2 separate regions of the Homo sapiens genome follow, and region 2 is linked to region 1. A link is an interaction called in ENCODE POLR2A ChIA-PET data of the cell type or tissue named here. Cell type or tissue: PC-9. All regions are shown on one strand.

Region 1 (2,500 bases):
CCCCTTCCTCGCTTTCTCCATCTGGCTGCTGGGCTCTGGTCCAGGTGCAGGCTGAAGGGCCTCCCGCCTGCCCCTGGGAGGCTGTAGCTGCCCCAAGCCATTTGCATCCACCCTTCAGGTCCCAGCATCGCAGGACTCCAGGGGGGCCACGTAGCTCAGGGATGGGAGGACTGGCTCTTTCTGGTGCCTGGCAGGACACTTTGGGCCTACTGGGGGTGGCAGTGGCAGGCCAAGGAGATGCCTGGGGTGGGAGGATTAGCTGTCCCCGCCCCCGCCAACACACCCCTGTCTCCCAGGGGTATGATGTCTCTTCAGCCTGTGACTGTCTCTCCCCGCTGCAGCCTGCTTGCCCCTGGGTGGGGAGGGATGGTGGCACTGGCTTCCTCCCGAAACAAGGACTTCCTCCACCCATCGTGCCTGGGGATGCCGGCTGGCCGTTCAACTTCCACACTATCTCCTCACCTGGTTCTACCCGGGCTCCTTGTTCCCTTTAGAGCAAGCACTGGCCTGCACGCCAGGCTCTCCCCCTTCTCCAGTGTTACATGGACACGGCCCTGTTATTGCCAGAGACCCACAGACACCTTTCCTTAGGGGTTGTGAATCCTCTGGCCTCCTGCTCAGGTGCTCTAGAAGACTCCCCCATGCATGTCTAGGGAGCCAGTGGTATGAGATTCCAGCTCTTGCAGCCCAGGGAGCTGGGCAGCCCAGGAGATGCCAACTTCTCAGGGCAACAAAATGGGCCACTTCCGAGAAGAACACCCCCAGACCACTGTCACCCCTTCTGGTTTGGAAACTTCCCTGGGAAGCATCTAAGGCTTGTCATTGCCTGGCTCCAAACTGCCCCACCCTTGAAGACCCTCCCTTCTTTCTATGGCCTGTGACATCTCCCAGCTCCCCCAGGCACCAGCATCTCAGACAGGGTTGACTGCGGGCAGAGCTGTGCCATGCCCACCCCAGTAAGGAGATCAATGGCACAGCTCCTCGGAGCCACCGGAAAGAGCCCTGCCCCCCCAGAACTCCACAGCCCTTCTGCCTGCTGGGGGCAAAGCTGAGCTCTTGGTTCTCTGTGCTCAGCCTAGGCCCCAGGGCTGCAGGGACAAAGGAGAAGTCTAGGGTAGGTTGCGGCGAGTGCTCATTGTTGGCTAGTCGGCCTCTTCAGTCTCCATCTCGAGAACTGGCCACACGGCAGGAGCCCTCTGTGCTAGATGCTTCCATGCCCCAGGCGGCGAGGTGGGAGCCATGCTGCAGCTGACTTTCTTCTTGAAGTGCTACTTGGGGGCGATATTTAATGAGCTCTTTAAAAGGCCAGGCCCTCCTGGAGTTGTTTACCGAGACCCAGAAGAGATGCAGCTAGACTCGAGGCTCTCATGAACAAATAATGAGGTTTAGAGGCTTTTTGTCTCCTGCCCTAAATGACATCCTTCATATCAGGCAAGGTCCCGAGATGCCACGGAGCCCACATGGCTGCCCCAGTGCCTCTGCCAGTGGCTGGACAAGAGGCCCTGGCTCCTTGAGCCTCCTCCAGCCTTGCCCTGCCCGCTGCTCCAGCCTCCAGGACAGCCTCGGATTTTCCGGAGCTGGTGAAGTTAAGCCAAATGAGCACCTGGGATCTTCATTTATTCTCTGATCCCAGCATCCTCAGCCCCAGTCAAACTGCCCCAGTCTTTCCTTCAAGTGAAGAGACATCAGGAAATACCAATATTTTTCTAAGCAATATAAAATATTTGTTAAAACCATCTCACAGAAAAACACGGTAAAAGACCAGGTTCTGTAGGAATGGCTCAATGATTTTCTTTCTTTGTTTTTTTTTTTTTTTTGGTCATCTGGTTACAGAAAGAGAACTTTGATTGTATTTCTTACATAGTTTAGAAGGAGTGAAAGGTATTACATCATCTTTTAAAGGAAATTGATTCCATATAAAGCCCACTCTGATGGCCTCACTTCCTCAAATGGCAGTTAAGGGGGCCCTTGCCTGGCCGGCTTCTTTTTATGTGATGTTTTACACAAACCCCCAATTATTAGTATGAGAATGAGTCTAAGCTTTTTTTTTTTTTTTTTTTTTTTTTTTGAGACAGGGTCTTGTTCTGTCTCCCAGGCTGGAGTACAGTGGTGCGATCACGGCTCACTGCAGCCTCAATCTCCTGTACTTAAGTGATCCGCCCAAGTAGCTGGGACCACAGGTGCACACCACCATGCCCAGCTAATTTTATTTATTTTTTTTGGTAGAGATGAGGATCTCAATATATTACCTAGGCTGGTCTCAAACTCCTGAGCTCAAGTAATCCTCCTGCCTCCGCCTCCCAAAATGTGAGGATTACAAGCATGAGCCACTGTGCCCCAAATTTTAGATTTAAATATCTTGTTCTACTGAGTAAATTTTCTCTATTCTGTTTGGTGGTTGTGGCAGCATCTGTGTTTTGTAGTTTGCAGAAATTAGCATAAACATTCTTCTAGATGAGGTCTCTACTACTTGTCTTTTTGAATGAGCCAGGGCAAGACT
Region 2 (2,500 bases), 880 kb after region 1:
AAAAGACTCAGAAGAAGGCCAGGATATGAAATGTCCCAATATTTTCCAAACCATCCAATAAGTTGGTCTTAGATATTATGTTTCATAAGTCCTATGAAAATAAGCAACAGAAACTAGTTCTGAAATTATTGGATATGGTTTTAAAGATGATCCCCAAAATAAGAACCCCTAACTCATGGTGAAATGTGATGGTCATACTTAATTTAATTGACAGGTAACTGTGTGTTCAGAATTTTGTTTGAGAGTCCCTGAATTCCAGACTGTGGAATTTCAGATTTTAGACTAATCTTTCTACAGGGAAAGCTGCCTGCCAGATAAACATTTTTTGCTGAGTTTCAGAAATCATAACATAACACAGCAGGCCTCATAGTTATATAAATGAAAGGTCTTTTATTCTATCTATTTACCTAAAATTATTGTCCATTATCCCAAGCTTCCTGGTACAGGGTGGCTGCAGATTTGTTGAGCAGCCTCAGGGAAGCTTTCCAAGCCAGAAACGCGCAGTAACAGCTCTCCTTTATTTAGCACGCACTGCATGCCACATGCACGTTAATGTACATGATCTCATTTGATCCTACAACACTGGAGGCCAGACCATTGTCTGTATCTTACAGAGGAAGAATATGCAACACTCAGAGACATTAAGTAACTTACTGAAGGTTGAACAGCCAGTAAGTGTAGAACTGGCTTTAAACCTGGTCCATGGGACTCCAAAATTGTGTCTACTATGACACTGCCTGCCATTACATCAAATGAGAACTGAAAACATACTTGAAATGAATAATACAAATGGTTTTTACGTTCTAATCATTGTAAGCACATTTGGGCTACCTGTTAAATTTAGAAAGGTCCGTGGTTTTTTCTTTTTTTCTTCTTCTTTTTTTTTTTTTTCTGAGATGGAGTCTCGCTCTGTCGCCCAGGCTGGAGTGCAGTGGCACGATCTCGGCTCACTGCAACCTCTGCCTCCTGGGTTCCAGCGATTCTCCTGCCTCAGCCCCATGAGTAGCATGAATTCATCACCATCCTGCAGAAGGTCCCAACTTTTAATAAAACGTAATCACCTCATTTGTATTGTAAACCACAAAATATCTGAGACTGGTCTCAATCAATCCGGAAGTTAATTTAGCCAAGGGTAGGGAGGTGCCCAGAAGAAATAAACACAGAATCACAGAAACAGTCTGTTACCTGTGCCTTTCTCCAAAGATGATTTTGAGGACTTCAACATTTAAAGGGGAAAAGGGGGCTGGAGGAGAAAGGGAGGGTACAGTCATCCACGTGTTGCAAGAGAAAAGGTGCAGATAGGGGAATCATCAATTTTGTATTCATCTCACACTCAGTAAATCAGCACTTTTACATAAAATAAGGTGAACATAGAGTAGCTACCTGTGGAGCTATATAACCCTTTCTCTGTGACTAACTGCTTAGGAATAAAAGGAAAGGCAGTTGCTTGCATGACTCAGCTTTCAGCTTAATTTTTTTCTTTTGGCAGAGTGAATTGGGGTGCCAAGTCTGTATTTTCTTTTCACAGTATCTACAGCAGCCTTTGTGAGGCTAGCTCTGAATCATTCTTGGGGGATGCCCTATTGTTGGGGGAATCCACAGGCTACACAAGATAAATGACTTGCTAAATCACTTTATAGCAGTGATTGTCAATCTTGATTGCACATCAGATCCACCTGGGGAGCTTTAACTTCCCCCCCCACCTCAGGCTGCACCTGGGATGGGCTCCAAGTATCAGGATTTTTTTTTAAGCTCCTAAGCAACACCACTGTTCAGCTAAGGCAAACAGTTCATTGATTTAGAGGCTCCTAACTCTTTACTATGGTGAGGGGTTACCCTAAGAGACCTGGAGTTCAAAGCATCTGTAACCATCCCTGAGAACTGCCAAGGCTCACCTGTGATTGCTCCTCTACCAGCGCTTTTTTCCAACCTGTCAGCTGCCAGGATGGGTCAATAAAATATAACTTCCTGAGGGTGTTCCCCACAGCAGTGGGACACTTTTTTTTTTAGATGAAGTCGCACTCTGTCACCCAGGCTGGAGTGCGGTGGTGCGATCTCAGCTCACTGCAACCTCTGCTGCCCAGGTTCAAGCGATTCTCCTGCCTCAGCCTCCCAAGTAGCTGGCATTACAGGCATCTGCCACCACACCTGGCTAATTTTTGTAGCTGTAGTAGAAACGGGGTTTCACCGTCTTGTCCAGGCTTGTCTTGAACTCCTGACCTCGTGATCCACCCACCTCGGCCTCCCAAAGTGCTGAGATTACAGGTGTGAACCACCACACCTGGCCAGGACACTTTATTACAGTGGGAAATGGTCCAAGATTCAGATTTCTTCTGAAAATGAAAAAGTCAGATAATGTGAATAATCTCATCCTAAAACACTGAATTACTCTATAAAAGTGTGAGTCATGGTCAAAGGATTGTATCTCAATTGTATGATTCCCCCTTCTCCTTAGATTGTGAGGGGACTTCTTTTATTTTCTGGAAATGGTGGTTTGATT

The links. ChIA-PET counts read pairs that join two places held together with the same protein. Peaks named below come from ENCODE experiments on the same cell type or tissue, not always from the same donor. Only the 100,000 strongest peaks of a DNase experiment are listed, where the experiment ranks them.
Region 2: POLR2A ChIA-PET joins it to region 1 with 8 read pairs; 2 of 35 experiments call an interaction of 5 or more read pairs at or near these places.

The regions. Positions count from the first base shown.
Region 1 is chr2:230,937,715-230,940,214 of GRCh38, reverse strand. It overlaps a transcript of GPR55 not described here. Among named protein-coding and RNA genes, the nearest start is that of GPR55, 14 kb to the right of the region's middle. RefSeq lists enhancers at 1-215, 216-756. In PC-9, no CTCF peak of the experiment used is centred here; no DNase peak of the experiment used is centred here; H3K27me3 peaks cover 1,877 bases.
Region 2 is chr2:230,053,288-230,055,787 of GRCh38, reverse strand. All of the region lies in intron 2 of SLC16A14 (solute carrier family 16 member 14), which reads left to right. Among named protein-coding and RNA genes, the nearest start is that of SLC16A14, 14 kb to the left of the region's middle. In PC-9, no CTCF peak of the experiment used is centred here; a DNase peak (open chromatin) is centred at 1,487; H3K4me3 peaks cover 594 bases; H3K27ac peaks cover 2,500 bases.